Linked DNA regions of Homo sapiens: region 2 is linked to region 1. Evidence: chromatin loops called from intact Hi-C (ENCODE). Cell type or tissue: heart left ventricle. All regions are shown on one strand. Each heading gives the region's core, and the rest is flanking DNA. Links, peaks and the distances in the headings are about the cores only.

Evidence for each region. A loop is a pair of places that touch in the nucleus more often than their neighbours do. Peaks named below come from ENCODE experiments on the same cell type or tissue, not always from the same donor. Only the 100,000 strongest peaks of a DNase experiment are listed, where the experiment ranks them.
Region 2: it touches region 1 in a loop (5-fold over the local background); 97 of 110 quality-filtered maps call a loop at or near these places.

Annotation. Positions count from the first base shown.
Region 1 is chr1:89,360,999-89,370,042 of GRCh38, reverse strand. It overlaps GBP6 (guanylate binding protein family member 6), which reads right to left and starts at 5,984. Exons shown (of 11, transcript NM_198460.3): 1 at 5,916-5,984; 2 at 1,302-1,514; 3 at 370-497. The coding sequence starts at 1,491. In heart left ventricle, for the core only: no CTCF peak of the experiment used is centred there; a DNase peak (open chromatin) is centred at 5,732.
Region 2 is chr1:88,995,504-89,004,547 of GRCh38, reverse strand. It overlaps LOC124904215 (a long non-coding RNA gene), which reads right to left. Exons shown (of 2, transcript XR_007066212.1): 2 at 8,650-8,826. Among named protein-coding and RNA genes, the nearest start is that of RBMXL1, 7.4 kb to the right of the region's middle. In heart left ventricle, for the core only: no CTCF peak of the experiment used is centred there; no DNase peak of the experiment used is centred there.

The sequences.
Region 1 (9,044 bases), core at 2,646-7,645:
TCCCATCTCCTCCCTCTCAGCAACCTGCTTCTTTCCCAGTCACACTACATCCTGAAGGCTCTTTGTGGGCAGGACCTTTACTTTGTTCACCAATGTCTATGCTACTCAGCCCCAAGGCCTGGAACTCAACTGCTTAACAACCTTTTATCAAATTGAATCAAATCATTCACCACTGTGCCAAGAAATAAAAGAATGTTTTACCTAATATACCATGATATCTAACCTTGTCTAGAAGTGTGATTCAAACAGGTCAAAGTTTGCCTTATTTGCTATAGTTGGATTTCTAGTTTGCACAAATAGATCACAACAGTTTAATTACAAGGATCACGTCTGGAATAAAAGGAACCTGTCTATGACTCTCTGTCTTACCTTTTCCACATCGCCCAGACCTTCGGTGTCCAGAAGGACCAGGGTGTGGTTTGGCTTGGATGGGTGGGGCACGCACCACATCCAGATGCCCTTGGTTTCAGACTGCACCGTGGAGCCCAGAGGGAAGCCTGCAGGGAAGAGGAGGAAGCTAAGCACAGGGACAGCAGAGCAGCCAAGCCGCCCTGGGGCCACAGCATCAGACTGGTTGGATTGTAACTACCCCAACATACATGATGGTCCTTTCTGTATTTCCTCAAGAATGGCTTACTTTGTGAATAATCTATATAAAAAAGCGAGGGACATTAAATGTGAGAATGATGCCAAGTAACGGCTCAAAATGGAGACAAAGAGAAATCTATGAATCAGACAAAGAGGAGGTCACTGATAACAGGAACATCTTGAAAAGTGGTGGGGTTCAAAGTCAGAGAAGAGTGGGTTGAAGAAAGACACGAGAAGGAAAAAACTCAAAAAGGGAAATTGAGATCTTTTTTTGCATTGAAAAGTGATTAAAAACTAAAACAAACACAAAAACAAAACAGAAGTTGGTGGCCACATGGGATGTGGAATTCAGGAAGCGTTTTCAAGATTACATAGATTAAAACATCTTTGTATGTTGATGGGAATATTACATGAGGAAAGCAAAATATGTTATAAGACAAAGGAGACACAATTACAGGAGCCCAGGACTTGAATACACAAGGGAAGGTAGGATTCTGGGCACTAGTAATGTAGAGTTTCCTTAATGGGAATGAGGGAAAAAATATGAGAATGGATTATCGTAAGGTAGTGGTTTGGTGGTAAGAATTGGAATGAGAAGGTTGGTTTATTGAAAGGAATTGGAGTCTACCTTCATGTGCTCTGGGGTAGAGAATCAAGAAGCTGAGATATAGCTGGAATCAAGCAACTGGCCTGTGTCCCAGGATACCACTTACCATGATTCTGTCCTGCCAGATGGTTCATCAAGTAGGATTTCCCTGTACGGTACAGTCCTACAATGGCCACCACCACCACTGGCTGAGAAATCTTTTCAAGAATCTGTATAGCTTGCTGGTTCACCAATAGCTGCTCATTGTTATTTTCCACCAGGCAAACGGGGGCCAACATTTTGGGTCCAGATTCCATGGCAACTGCCAACCTAGAAGAGCCTCCCAGTAGAAATAACGTTACATTGTCATTCTCTGTCTCAGTGTTTCCCAAGCACCCATCAACATAGGACTAATGAGACTTCTGTGTTTCTACTGGACAACATGTAATCTAGCATTAGCTGACTGCACAAGGCTTCTTTTATCACTCTCCCAAGTCTGTAATGATATTAAGTGATGAAACATGGAACATTATCTTCTTTAAAGTTTTACTTCAGTAGTACTATTAAAATCCAAGTAATTGTTACCATAATAGGGGGCCCACTAATACTCCAAGTCCTGTGATGCATGCCTTAAGTATCCAACCCCACTGACACAAAAATCTGCAAGTTGTAGATTATTATAGCCACAAATACACAAATGATATCACGAGTCTTACAAAGGATGAATGCAGAAATCATAGAACCCGGCTTACAAACCTGGACAATTGATTAAAATAGCAGGCTAGGAAGTTCTAAGTCTTTCTCTCCTTGGAGACATCACAAAACAACTTTAAAAAAATGGCTAAAATGATCTTATAGGAGCTCTGGAAAACAGTCATAAGTCTATAGCAACCAGGCAAATGTCCAATATTTTTAAAAGGCATATTCAAAATGGTAGGCGATTTCATGGCATTTTGTTTGCCAGTTCTGCCCACTCCACTCAGTGACATAGTCTTAGTTTGGAGGAGGTGGTTTTTCACTTCCCAGTTCTCTCCCTTGAAGTGGAGGGAGCAAAGAAGACCTTATTTGTAACACACTAACCTGACTGGGAGCTACCTGTTCTGGTTTCTGTTCTGCCTACCTTGGATTTCTGGTATGTCATACACAATGATTTCTTGTGTATGATATCAAAACCACTGGAAACAAGTGAAAAAAATTAGATACACCACACTTCATCATAATTAAAAACTTTTGTGCATCAAAGAACACTATCAACAGAGTAAAAAGGCAATCTATGGAAAGGGAGAAAATATTTGCAAATCATGTTTCTGATAGAACACATAAAGAACTCCTAAAACTCAATAGCAACAATAGCCAAAAATAAAAATTCAAAAATGGATAGAGTAGACTAGACGTTTATCCAAAGAAGAAATGGCCAATAAGCACATGAAAACATGCTCAACATCATTAATCACTAGGTAAATGAAAATCAAAACTACAATGAGGTACATGTTAGACCCACCCATTAGGACTGTTATTTTTTTTAAAAAGCCCAAAACTTCAAAACTGAAAACAGGTGTTAGCTAGGATGTTGAGGATTTGGAACCTGTGTGCACTGTTCATGGAATGCAAACTGGTACTGTCACTATGAAAACAGTATGATGGTCCCTTGGAAAACCAAACATACAATTAACATTTGATCAAGCTATTCTACTTCTACATATACACTCCAAAAAATTAAAGGCAGGGACTCACACAGATATTTGTACATCAATGTTTATGGCAGCATTATGCACAATAGCCAAAAGATGAAAACAGCTCAAATGACTCTAAACAGATGAATAGATGAACAAAATGTTGTATATACCTACAATCAGCTATTATTCAGCCATAAAAATGTAGGAAATTATGACACATGCTACAACATGGATCACCTTGAAGACATTATGCCAAGTGAAATATGCCAGGCGCAAAAGAACAAATATTGTATGAGGTACTAGAATAATCAGATACATTGAGACAGAAAGTAGAAGTGTAGCTACCATGGGCTGGGGGAGGAGGGAATGCAGAATCATTGTTTAAAGGTAGAGAGTCTCAGTTTACAATGATGAAGTTCTGGAGATAGCTGCACAACTAATGTCACCGAAGTATTTTCTTAATTAGTAAAATAGTAATTTTATTATGTATATTTTACCAACAAAAAAGAGAGTAAAAGACAAAAGCCTGGATAATCGGGCAACCTATTCCTCTGTGTTATGCTACTGCAACCACTTATCTGTCAAAATAACCTACCTCAAAGACAGTGGTTATGCTATAAGGTTTTTGATCGACAACCTGCAGTAACTTTTTAATGATCATCATATACTGAAACTTGTTCTCTAATGCATCAGTGTGACCTTATATGTTTGTCTTTTATCTACAGGTTTGGAAGAGTGATGGGAATAGAAGGGAGAAGGGAAAGGATCCACTATGGGATGAGAAAACTCTAGAGAATACAGGCTATCTTTCCAAAAGGGAAGCAGGAGAATGTCCAGAATCTAAAGAATTCAAGTACAGGCTGAAATACGTAGCCTAGAAGGGTCAGGTTCTCTGCAATTTACTCCCACAGACAAGAATAAGAAAAAGAATAAGAATAACAATACATATAATATTGCATATTATTTATGGAGATAAATTATAGATATCTAGAGAGAGAGAGAAATTATGTACATACATATTAATAGATAAGTTAGAGAGATTTCTTTTTGAGAGATAAAGTCAATGTCACTTTTGGGTGAATCGAGGTGAAAGGCATATGGGATTTAATTGTAATATTTTTAGAGGTGAAGTTTAATTCCATAAATTTAGTATTGAAAGTACAATTATTCTGTAGGTCTCCTGGCACATTTTTATTGCCATTATATTAAAATGGTTTTCTATGATACCTGTATTTCCTTATAATTAGAAAAATGTAAACATAATATTGTCTTCAAATGCCTCAAATACTCAGTTTAGAATTGATATGTCAGACACTCAAGATGCATCTAATGCCACCAAAAATACCAGCTCTATCATTCACTACTTATGTGGCCTTGACCAAGGAGGTCAAGCTAGCTGAGCCTGTTAATTATAGGGGTCTGTGAGTTAAATCATACATCCAACCTGGAGGGTGTTTTGATAATAAAACGAGACATTATAAGTTTATATCTTTGCATAGCATGCACCACACAATAGGATTTCAGTAAATGTTGAATTAAATGGAGGTTACTACAATAATTACAATAACAATTGGTCCATTAGATTATATATTTCAACAAAATATACAAACTATAAGTTACTAAGAAACAAAAACTACAAATAAATTTTTCACGGAAGCAAAACTGTAAAGTTCAAGCACGCTGTTGCTGTACAACCTGCTCTTGTCTGATTCTTCACTGAGGGGAGTAAGGAAAATGGAGATCAAACACGAGGTCCTGATTTCCACAGTGAAATGCATTGTAATGTGATGTGTAACGTGTTCATCACATTACAGTGACTGCAACTGTACAGTCCCTTCTTTAAAGTGAACAATAAAGGCAGCTCTAGGAAGATGTGGCTGCTCCTGCAAACAACTTTATATAAACCAGGTCTCTGGTTTCTTAGCTGTGTGGGAACCACAGACCTTTTAACTTCTACTAAATGAAATACAGCTGTTCAATCCTATTCAGGACTGGTTTTCACACTCTGATGTACATAAGAATCACCTGATCACTCTGATGATAGTTTCTTTTGCTGTGCAGAAGCTCTTTAATTAGATCCCATTCTCAGCAAACTAACACAGGAACAGAAAACCAAAAACTGCGTGTTCTAACTGGTAAGTGGGAGTTGAACAATGAGAACATGTGGACACGGGCGGCGGGGGGTTGGCGCTGGGGGTGGGGGTGGGAAACTCACACACTGGGGCCTGTCAGTGGGTGGAGGGCAAGGGGAGGGAGAGCATTAGGACAAATACCTAATGCATGCGGGGCTTAAAACCTAGATGACGGATTGATAGGTGCAGCAAACCACCATGGGACATGGTGGTTTTTAAAAAAATCTTTTTTATTTTAAACATAGTGTCTATTCTTCATCTTTTTTTTTTTTAAAGAATCAACTGAGAGGATTGTTCAAACCCAGATTCCCAGGCCTAAGTATCCATCTGTTTAGCAAGAGCTACAAGAGACTCTGATGTTCCTATGGGAAACTAACACCCCCCTCCTCCCCCACCCCCTCCCCACACACACATACACACACACACACACACACGCACACACAGAGTTTGGACTATATAATTATTTTTAAGTAATAAAGACCAGTGATGTGGGGCCTAAGTTTATTTCTACATAGAGATTTATAGAGCTCTTATTCTGAAGCTTTCCTAAGTGTGACCACTAGAAAGATAGACAAGAAACTCTCCCTTCCGGTATAATTGCCTGGAAGCTCCTTGTTCTCTGCATTCTGGGGCTTGCCGCAGGACCTGAGAGAGATAGCCAGGCAGGCGCCCACCAGGGCTCATTCCAGGCCACTCACTGCTGTCCTGAGTTGATGATCAGGGAACAGCACATCCAGGGGGACGCGGCGTGCCCGGCTGTCACTGGTTCAAGTGGAGAAGCTGAGCTTCCCCAGAACTAAAGCCAGCCACAGACTCCTGCAGGCCAGGCAGCAGGCACCCTGCCCTTCCTGCCCATTCCTCAGTTACCACTCTGAATCAGAAACCAAGTCTTGAGTTAGGAACTAAGTTGCATTTAAAAGAAAGTGAACATACCTGCTCTATAGCACCGCAGGTCCAAGAACAGTTTTCAGTTGCCTCACTCACCTCTTGTTTTCTTTCCTCCTTTTACTTTTCTGTTCTTTCCTTTATAAAAGGAAAAAAAAGCTGAGTAAGCTAGTTGTTTCCACAAATGGGATGGTGCAGTAAAAATAAACTTGGAAGTAAAATTAATCCATGCTTTTAATAAAGTGTTAGCAGAGCCATGCCTGAATCATCCGATGTGAGTTTGAGGATGGGTGTTGGGTGCAGGGGTGGGAGGAGGTCAGAAAAAGCCACAGATACTGCACAGTCACACCTTAGCAAGCACAATCCTGCCAGCTTTCTTTTGTCTTTCCCATCTTAGAAGGCTTCACAGGCTTTCTTCTTGATACCGTTCCCAGGTGGCTTTAGTTTCCTAGGCACACAAGAAAAACAGGAAATCTACAGTAGTCACATAAGCAAAGCCTTAGAAACCAAGAATATTTTAAGCATTTTTCTCTTAGTGGGAATTCTTGAGTTCTGGGGTCTTTTGTTAGTGAAGAACTTTTGATATTTTAAATGTGTTCACACATGCACACACACACACAGAAGAGAGAGAGAGAAAGAGAGAGAGCTAAAGATATTACTGGTTTAAAAAAAGAATGAACCATGTCTTTTACAGCAACATGGATGGAACTGGAGTTCATTATCTTAGGTGAAACAACTCAGAAACCGAAAGTCAAATACCACATTCTTACTCATAAGTGGAAGCTAAAAAATCTGCATACATGGACATAGAAGGTGGAATGTGCAGTGCATAACAGTGTACAAGCTCCTATGAGAATCTAATGCTGCTGCTGATCTGACAGGAGGCAGGTCTCAGGCCTTAGTGCTCTCTCCCTACTCACCTCCTGTGTGGCCCAGTTTCTAACAGACCATGCTCTGGGGGTTTGGGACCCTTGATGTGGACTATTTATCCAACAACCCACAGTTTCCATTGGTTGAGTCTTATCCCCAGGGACTTTAACTATTTTGAATTCACAAGCTGCCCTTGGGCAAAATAGACACCCTTTCACAGCTTGGAGAAACATCTGAGTGAGAAAAGGAGAAAGACTCTCTACAGAGGACATAGCAGCATGCTGGGACTGTCTACCATGGCTGCACTGCTAAATGGATTTGAGAACAGAAGCAAGTGGCAGAATGAGCAGACATGAGTTTTGGCAATAACTTAGGCTGAGGATTTGGGGAGTGTGGTAGACTAATCTGAATACTCTATTCAGACAAAGACTTGTGTTAAAAATGTAAAATTCTGGGCCAGGTGCGGTGGCTCACTCCTGTAATCCCAGCACTTTGGGAGGCCGAGGCGGGCGGATCACGAGGTCAGGAGATCAAGACCATCCTGGCTAACAGGGGGAAACCCTGTCTCTCTCTACTAGAAATACAAAAAAATTAGCCGGGTGTGGTGGCGGGCACCTGTAGTCCCAGCTCCTCAGGAGACTGAGGCAGGAGAATGGTGTGAACCTGGGAGGCAGAGCTTGCAGTGAGCCGAGATTGTGCCACTGCACTCCAGCCTGGGCGACAGAGCGAGACTCCATCTCAAAAAAAAAGGAAAATTCTGGATTCAAAAATGTTTAATATTTTCAAAAGCAATATTAAAAATTGACTAATTTGTCATGAATGATCTTAAAGACCAAATTCCAAGGGAAGGTGAACGCCCAAAGAGTTAAGTGGAGTATTGAAGCTGTTTTTTTTCTAATAGCATTTGCCAACCAAGGGAATGTGACCTTCAGTTTGGAAGGCATTTATGAAGAGGCCAAAAGTCAAAGACCAGAGCTTGTCTAAAGTAAAGAGTCTAGTAGGAGGCCTCCTTTAGATGTTATAAGACTAAACCAGTGATTCTTAATACTTGCTGCACATAAACATCAATTGAGGTTCTCCTTAAAAACTTGAGCTCTGATCCATCACCAGAGACTCTGATTTAGTAAGTCTAGAGTTGAGGGTGAGTGTGAGTGTTTTTTTAAAGCCTCGCCCCACCTCCAGGTGGTTCCAATTGCAGTCAAGGAGGCAAAGAACTGGAGTAAATGTCGAGAGCAACTGTGAACTAGAACTAGCAGGGCAAGCAGGTTTAGGACTGGCTAGCTGGAATAATTTCAGTGGGCTCTGGGGCAGAGGGATTGTTCTTACTTTTGATATTTGGCCTTTCGGTGAGTAGGGCAGATGGATAGTGGCCCAGAGAATGAGAGCCAACAGAGAAAGTGGCGGGGTGTGGGCTCCAGGTTGGTTGGTTTGCATATGAAAGGCACACTTGCAGGAGAATCCTGTAGTATCTCTAAGAACTGGCAAGCCCAGGGAGGGTCAGTCTCTCCAGGATCAGCAAAGCCCCAAGATGTCTAAAGCTTTAGATAGGGAAACTAGAAAATGTGTTAATTATGGGGTTGCATATATTGGATGGTCCATGAAGTCAAGCCAGGAGCTTAGCACAAAACACCCAGAATAGTCAAAGTGACCTGAGAATGAAGAACAAAGCTGGAGGCATCACACTTACTGATTTCAAAATGTATAACAAATCTACAGTAATTAAGACAGTATGGAACTGGCATAAAAATAGACACATAGATGAATGAAACAGAATAGAGAGCTCAGAAATAAAATACAATATTTTGAAAATATATTGAAAAGGTTCTCAACATTACTAATAATCAGAGAAATGCAAATCAAAACAATAGTGATATATCACCTCCTACCTGTTAGGATGGCTATTACAAAAAAATAGATGAGCATTGATAAGGATATAGAGAAACCGGAATCCTTTTACACTGTTGAGAATGTGAAATGGTGAGGCAACGCTGCAAAACAGTATGGAGGTTTCCCAAAAAATTACCTACTACATGATCCAGCAATACCACTACTAGGAATATATTCAAAAGAATAAAAATCAGAATCTTAAAGAAATATCTGCACTCCCATGTTCACTGTAGCATTATTCACAATGGCCAAGATATGAGAAAACACAAATGTCCATCAACAGATAAATAGATAAAGAAAATTTGGTGTATGTGTGTGTGTGTCTGTGAGAGAGAGAGAATTATTCAACTTTAAAAAACAAGTGTGTTCTGTCATTTGAAACAACATGGATAAACCTGAAGGACATTATGCTAAAAAAAT
Region 2 (9,044 bases), core at 114-5,113, 360 kb after region 1:
AGCCTTCAGCCTTAGACCTTCTCTCTGACAGAGCCTACCCAAATGAGAAGGAACCAGAAAACCAACTCTGGTTATATGACAAAACAAGGCCCTTCAACACCCCCCAAAAATCATCCTGGTTCACCAGCAATGGATCCAAACCAAGAAGAAATCCCGATTTATCTGAAAAAGAATTCAGGAGGTTAGTTACTAAGCTAATCAGGGAAGGACCAGAGAAAGGTGAAGCCCAATGCAAGGAAATCCAAAAAAATGATACAAGAAGTGAAGGGATAAATATTCAATGAAATAGACAGCTTAAAGGAAAACAATCCACAATTCAGGAAACTTTGGACACGCTTTTAGAAATGCAAAATGCTTTGGAAAGTCTCAGCAACAGAATTGAACAAGTACAAGAAAGAAATTCAGAGCTCAAAGACAAGGTCTTTGAATTAACCCAATCCAACAAAGACAAAGAAAAAAGAATACGAAAATATGAACAAATCCTCCAAGAAGTCTGGGATCATGTTAAATGACCAAACCTAAGAATAATGGGTGTTCCTGGGGAAGAAGAGAATTCTAAAAGCTTGGAAAACATATTTGGGGGAATAATTGAGGAAAACTTCCCCAACCTAGCTAGAGACCTACACATGCAAATATAAGAAGCACAAAGAATACCTGGGAAATTCATCACAAAAAGATCTTCACCTAGGCACATTGTCATCAGGTTATCCAAAGTTAAGATGAAGGAAAAAAATCTTAAGAGCTGTGAGACAGAAGCACCAGGTAACCTATAAAGGAAAACATATCAGACTAACCTAGCAGATTTCTCAGCAGAAACCGTACAAGCCAGAAGGCAATGCGGCCCTATCTTTAGCCTCTTCAAACAAAACAATTATCAGCCAAGAATTCTGTTTCCAGCAAAACTAAGCATCAAACGTAAAGGAAAGAAACAGTCATTTTCAGACAAAATTGCTGAGAGAATTCACCATTACCAAGCCACCACTATAAGAACTGCTAAAAGGAGGTCTAAATCTTGAAACGAAGCCTGGAAACACACCAAAACAGAACCTCTTTAAAGCATAAATCATACAGGACCTACAAAACAAAAATACAAGGTAAAAAGCAAAAGCAAAAAACAAAAACAAAAAAATAACAAAGTACACAGGCAACAAAGAGTACGATGAACGCAAGGATTACCTCACATTTCAATACTAACATTGAATGTAAATCACCTAAATGCTCCACTTAAAAGATACAGAACTGCAGAACAGATAAGAACTCACCAATCAACTATCCACTGTCTTCAGGAGACTCACCGAACACATAAGGACTCACATAAAGTTAAAGTAAATGGGTGGAAAAAGCCATTTCATGCAAATGGACACCAAAAGCGACCAGAGGTAACTATTCTTATATCAGACAAAACAAACTTTAAAGCAACAGTGGTTAAAAGAGACAAAGAGGGACATTATATAATGATAAAAGGCTTGTCCAACAGGAAAATATCACAATCCTAAACATATATGCACCTAACACTGGAGCTCCCAAATTTATAAAATAATTACTAATAGACCTAAGAAATGAGATAGACTGCAATACAATAATGCTGGAGGACTTCAATACTCCACTGACAACACTAGACAGGTCATTAAGACAGAAAATCAACAAATAAACAATGGATTAACTATACTTTGGAACAAATGGACTTAACAGATACATACAGAAAATTTCTTCCAACAACCTCACAATACACATTCTATTCAACCGTGCATGGAACTTTCTCCAAAATGGACCACATGATAGGCCATAAAATGAGCCTCAATAAATTTAAGAAAATTAAAATTATATCAAACACACTATCGGACCACAGTGGAATAAAACTGGAAATCAACTCCAAAGGGAATCTTCAAAACCATGCAAATACATGGAAATTAAATAACCTGCTCCTGAATGAGCATTGGGTCAAAAACAAAATCAAGATGGAAATTAAAAAATTCTTCAAACTGAATGACAATAATGACACAACCTATCAAAACCTCTGGGATACAGCAAAGGCAGTGCTAAGAAGAAAGTTCATAGCCCTAAACACCTACATCAAAAAGTCTGAAAGTGCACAAACAGACAATCTAAGTTCACACCTCAAAGAACTAGAGAAACAAGAACAAACCAAACCCAAACCCAAACCCACCAGAAGAAAGGAAATAACCAAGATCAGAGAAATAAATGAAATTGAAAAAAACTACAAAAGATAAATGAAACAAAAAGCTGGTTCTTTGAAAAGAAAAATAACATTGATAGACCATTAGCAAGATTAACTAAGAAAAGAAGAGAGAAAATCCAAATAACTTCACTAACAAACAAAACAGGAGGTATTAAACCTGACACCACTGAAATACAAAAGATCATTCAAGGCTACTATAAACTCAGCAAAATTAAGTTACTTCCTCCTTAGTTTGGTAGCATCAATGTCCTGACCCAAATCCATATCATCTGACTTCTGATTTAGTGCTTTTCTTTAATATCTCCAGGAATCAAATAAAGCTCACTGTCCAAGGAGGCATGTTGCTTTCACCAGTGCTCCTCAATCCTGATATGCATTAAAATCACCTTATTAAGTATAAAGATTCCCTGGCCCCTACCCTTCCTCTGACTTTCTGACATAGTAGGTCTGAGAGTGTCATTGAGTGCAACAATGACAAGAAAATGGCAATGCAATGCTATGATTTTCTTGCATTGTTCCTGGATCTACAACCAGGAGTACTGGCCATTGGGAGCCTGAATAAGTTGGCTCTGGAATCCTTTTGGAATGACCCTGTAGCCTTCTCACTATCTGTATGACAAGGTGCTTCAGGTTTCCCTTATTCATTTCCTGTTTGCTGAAGCTACCATAGCTTAAGGCCTAAAATTGCTGGCCTGTATGGTATGTGTCTCTGTGCCAAAAATATTTTCAGTTTACAGAAGTATTTCTTCTCTTGTTTAAGTAATAAGTTGCTAGTTTTCCTTCTCTGAGTTTAGTGAAAGGAAATACAAGCTCCTCTGATCCACAGGGAAGGAGCACATCAAACACTGAGATCCTGACAAAAAAAAAGAAAAAAAAAGGCAGAAATCCCTCAGTGAAACCTGTCCAATCAGTCTTACAAATGACCAGGCTCAAGAATCAACAAAGCCAAATAAAGTGTTTCTACCAAAAAAATTTTAAAAAACATCAAGATTTAAGAAATACTTTTAATCTTTGATGCATTAAATAGTAAAACTAAAAATCAACATTTCAACATTCTGACAACTCTATGTGTATAACTTCTGCAACTCAAATGGACTAATTTCTGAAAAAAGCACAAACAAGCAACTAAAACTCACCCAAGTTAAAATAGATAACCTGAACTGTCATATAATTTCTAAAGAAACTGAAATGGAGTAAAAAAGTTAAGAATCTGAAAAACAAATCTCCACATCCAGATAGTTCCTCTTGACTGGCAAACCTTACTAAGCATTTTTTAAATAATTCCAATTCTTAATAATTTCTTTCAGAAAATATAAAAGGGAACATTTCCCAATTCATTCTATGAGCACAGCATCATCCTGATAACAAAATTAAACAAATACAGTACAAAAGTAAACTACAGACCATTATCCCTCATAAACATAGATGCAAAAATCCTCTACAAACTATTAACAAATCAAATCCAGCAATATAGAAAAATAATGCACACCAATCAAGTGGGATTCATCCTGTGGATGTAAAGCAGTTCAAAAATCAACTAGTGTAATTCACCACACTAAAAGTCTAAAGAAGGAAAAAAAATCACATGGTTATATAAATAGATAAAGAAAAAGCTTGATAAAATATGACAGTCATTCATATGAAAACTCAGCAAATAGGAGTGGAAATGAACTTCTTCAAACCGATCAAGGGCATCTGCAAAAACTCTACAGCTAACATCATACTTGATGAAACACTGAATCTTTTGCCCCTCAGATCTAGGAACAACACAAGAATGTTCACTCTCACCACTCCCATTCAACATTACATCGGAATTGTTAGTACAATGGAAGTGTTAGTGCAATTTGGGAAGAAAAGGATATAAAAGGCATATAGATCAGAAAGCATCAAATAAAACTGTCCTTATTTGCAGGCAACATTATTGCCTATGTAGAAAATCCCAGGTAATCTACAATAAAACTCTTAGAACTAATAAATGAATTTAATACAGTCAAAAGATACAAGGTCAGCACACAAAAATCAACCTTCAACAGTTTCTATATATAAGCAAAGAAAAACTGGAAACCAAAATTTTAAAAATGATACTATTTACAATAGCTACAAAAAAAGGAAACAAATAGATATAAATCTAACAAAGCATGAACAGGATCTGTATATTAAAACTACTCTAAGACCAAGAGACTGTCAGGATGGATCACAATTCCTGTATCTCCTTAGATTCCATCACCCTGTAGTTCTTATAATGCTCCTTCTACTCACAATAGAAAAGAAGGCTCAAGACCTTCTTTCTAGAGTTAGCCTTAACAAAGACTAACTTTAATGTTCTCCCATGTTTTATTATATAGATTTCCCCCCCAGTCTAACTCTAAAACAGTCCTTTTAGGAAGTTAGGTAAGACTACATAGAAAACAGCAATTGCTTAGGCTAGAGGAATTTATTCATTCAAGATAGTTGTTATCTACAAGATTCTCCGCCAAGGACTAGGAAACATGGTTGTGTTTCTCTCTTAAAGAGCTTAAAGTCTATGCTGAATACATATATTAAACAAATGAAAGAAAATTAAATACCCAGGAAATTGAGGGGAGAGCACATCTATGATTTAGGAAGGAGTTAATCTAATCCCCCTATAACAAGATAGTTCACACAGCTCTTTAGTATGTCTTAGCCCTATTTCACCTTATCAGTTAATTAGAGAAAAGAAAGAAAGAGAGAAAGAAAAGAAGGAAAGGAAGGAAGGAAGGAAGGAACGAAGGAAGGAAGGGAGGGAAGGAGGGAGGGAGGGAGGAAAGAAAGAGAGAAATCCAGTAGGGCATGGTAGTGTGTGCCTATAGTCCCAGGTACTCGAGAAGCTAAGGAGGGAGGATTGCATAAGGCCAGGAAGTCGAGACCAGCCTGGGCAACAGAGCAAGACCTGCCTCTTAAGAAAAACAAAAACAAAACAAAAAACAAAACAAAAAAAATCCTTGGAAATCTCTAAGGAAGCTGAGCATGGTGGCATACGCATGTAATCTCAGCACTTTGGAAGGCTGAGGCAGGAGGACTGCTTGAGCCCAGGAGTTCGAGGCTGCCATGAGCTATGATCCCACCACTGCACTCCAGCCTAGGCAACACAGCAATGAGACCCTGTCTCTAAAAAATAAAAAACAAATTTAAACAAATCAAAATTGGGAGAAGGGAGACGGGAAAAGAAAGAACCTATTACTTTGACCCAAACACAACTTCAAAATAATAATAATAATAATAATAATAATAGATATGAGCCCTGGCTATGTTGCCCAGGCTGATCTTGAACTCCTGGGCTCAAGCGATCCTCCCACTTCGGCTTCCCAAAGTGCTGGGATTACAGTTATGAGCCACTGCACCTGGCCCCAAACACAACTTTAATAGAGCAACATGCAGTCAGCATCCCTACCCAGTTGAATGAACTGGGTAAGTGAAAGAAATTAAGAAAGCAATGAGCACCATCTAGTGGCCAGAATTTTTATTTTTCCTCACAATATTTAATCACTACCTTACATTACTGATGAGTTTGTTCAAACTTACTGCCTGTCTCCCCTCCCTACTAGAAAATAAGGTCCAGTGGGCAGGGTCTTTGTCTTTTTTGTTCCTCACAGCATCAGTAGAGTCTAGAAAGGTTGCCAGGCACATATACATATAATAAATAATTTTTTTAAATGAATGAACATCTTATATACACTTTATTATCCCAACTCCATTCCTAACACTTCTCCCTGAAAGTTTACAATTATTAAACATCATATTGATTATTTCACGAGTTTGATAATTATTTATATTCTTGTGCTATTTATAATAGAATCTTCTCCCTCTACTCCCCACAAAGGATTTCATCAGTATCCCTTCTTTAAAGACCTAGAAAAGCTGGTGTTGATTAATATTCCTAACATTGCTCTAGGGATCTAACTGGCATGAAGCATCTAGCACTATCTTTGGGCCAGCATTGTGAACACTGCTGCAATAAACATGGGGGTGAAGCCATCCCTTTGATATACTAATTTCCTTTCTTGTGGGTATTTACCCACTAGTGGGATTCCTGGATGATATGGTAGCTCTGTTTTTAGTTTTTGTTGTTTTGTGTTTTTTTTTTTTTTTTTTTTTTCAGGAACCTCCAAGCTATTCTCCATAGTAGTTGTACTAATTTACATTCCTACCAACAGTGTACGAGGTTTCCCTTTTCTCCACACCCTTGCCAGCATTTGTTATTGCCTGTCTTTTGAATGTAAGCCATTTTAACTGGGGTGAGATGATATCTCATTGTAGTTTTTATGTGTAATTTGCATATTTTGAACCAACCTTGCATCCCAGAAATAAAGCCTATTGGTTATGGTGGATTAGCTTTTTGGTGTTGCTGGATTTGATTTGTTAGTATTTTGCTAAGGACTTTTGTGTCTGTAGTCATCAGGGATGTTGGCCTTTAGTTTTCTCTTTTTTTTTTTTTTGAGACGGAGTCCTGCTCTGTCGCCCAGGCTGGAGTGCAGTGCCTGGATCTCGGCTGACTGAAAGCTCCGCCTTCCGGGTTCAGGCCATTCTCCTACCTCAGCCTCCGAGTAGCTGGGACTACAGGCGCCCGCCACCACGCCCGACTAATTTTTTTGTATTTTTAGTGGACACGGGGTTTCACCGTGTTAGCCAGGATGGTCTCGATCTCCTGACTTCGTGATCCGCCCGCCTCGGCCTCCCAGAGTGCTGGGATTACAGGCGTGGGTCACTGCGCCCGGCTGAAGTTTTGTTTTTTTGCTGTGTCTCTGCCAGGTTTCGATATCAGACTGATGCTGACCCTCAGGGGTTAGTAAGGAGTCCCTCCTCCTTGATTTTTCTGGAATAATTTCAGTAGGATTATTGACAGCTCTTCTTTATACATCTGGTAGAATTCGGCTGTAAATCCATCTGGTCCACAGGTTTTTCTTGTTGGTAGGTTTTTTAGTACTGATTCAACTTGGATCCCATTATTGGTGTGTTCAGGATTTCAATTTCTTCCTAGTTCATTCTTGAGAGGTTATATGTTTCTGGGAATTTACCCATTTCTTCCAGGTTTTCTAGTTTGTGTGCACAGAGGAGTTCATAATAGTGTCTGGGTATTTTTTTTTTCTGTAAGGTCAATGGTAATGTCATATTTGTCATTTCTGATTGTGTTTATTTGGATCTTCTTTTTCCTTATTAATCTAATAGTCTTTAAATCTTATTCTTCCAAAGAAACAACTTTTGGTTTCATTGATCTTTTGTATGGATTTTGCATCTCGATTTCATTCAGTCTGCTCAATTTTGGTCATTTCTTTTCTTTTGCTAGTTCTGGAGTTGATTTGCTCGTTTTTCTAGTTCCTGTAGGTGTGATGTTAGGTTGTTCATTTGAGATCTTTCTAACTTCTTGATGTAGGCGTTTAGCACTATAAACTTTCTTCTTACCCCTGCTTTAACTGTGTTCCAGAGATTCTGATATGTTGTATCTTTGTTTTCATTAGTTTGAAAGACTTTTTTGATTTCTGCCTTAATTTCATTGTTTACCCAAACATCACCCAGGAGCAGGCTGTTTAATTTCCATGTAATTTATAGTTTTAAGAGATCTTCTGGGTATTGATTTCTATTTTTATTGTGCTGTAGTACTAGAGTGTGGCTGGTATTATTCCAGTTTTTTGCAATTTGTTGAGAATTGCGTTATGGTTGAGCATGTGGTCAACCTTAGAGTATGTGCCATGTGCAGATGAGAGGAATGTATATTCTGCGCCAAACTGATTTGTAAAGTCAAAATTCATTTTCCCTTTTTAAAAATTGTTCAAAGACTGTAAAGACTATCTGACTGATTCAAATCACAAATTCTAACAGTTAAGTTGCTATCAATACAGCCAAACGTGTATGTGAATAGACAGACAACAGATAAATGAGACACACATTTACCCTGATCAGCCTTTCCATGGGTTAAGTGTACAATTTCTATTATGGTTTTTGAAATAGTTGAACTAATGTTTGTATAGCTATTATTATCTGGCTAGGAAACATTAGTTTAATATTCTAATACACACACATAAATATTGCATTTAAAATACTTACGTGAGACTGAAAACTGAACATAATTCTCTAGAGCAGGATTATAAGGTGGAAAAGTCTTTAGGAACTTACAACCCCACACTTAGTTGTCTTGTTTCCTAGAGCAGTCCTTCTTAGTACTACTGTAGGGTTATAAGATAAAGGAAAATGTAGTCCTGCCTCCTTGACTCTTAGTACCTAGAAGTCACAGATACCTCTTCAGCAGCATTTTCAGATAATGAGGCATTGCTACTATCTTCCAACTTGTTTTCCTCCCTCACTCCTCTATTGTCACCTGGAAGACCCATGTAAAAGGAAAGCGGAATGCCTTTGGGAATCAACTAGAATAGTAGTCAGTAAACAATTACAGGCAAACTGTGGCTACACTTCAGGAAACAAATGTAAAAGAGTTAAACAAAATTGAAGTTGATTTATTTATCTGCAAATATAGATAATTGGTCCAGAGCTGGAGTGGTGGCTCCATGATGTCAGGGCTCAGGATCCTTGTCTCTCATTCTATTGCACTAGATCATCTTGAACTTGTAGATTCCATATGGTGGTCCAAGAGGGCTGCAGGCATCTTAGACCTGTACCATGCACCCAAACTGGCAGGTAAACTGCAAACCAAGGGAACAAGAAGGGCCTACCACTCCTTTAAGACATTTCATGGCAGCTGCACGTACAGCTCCCATTTATATGCCATTGGCCACAATTTGGTCATACAGCCAACCTAGCCATAACAGAGGGTGGAAATGCATTCTTTATACAATGCACCCATGTACTTTGCTGAAACTTGGGGACTCTA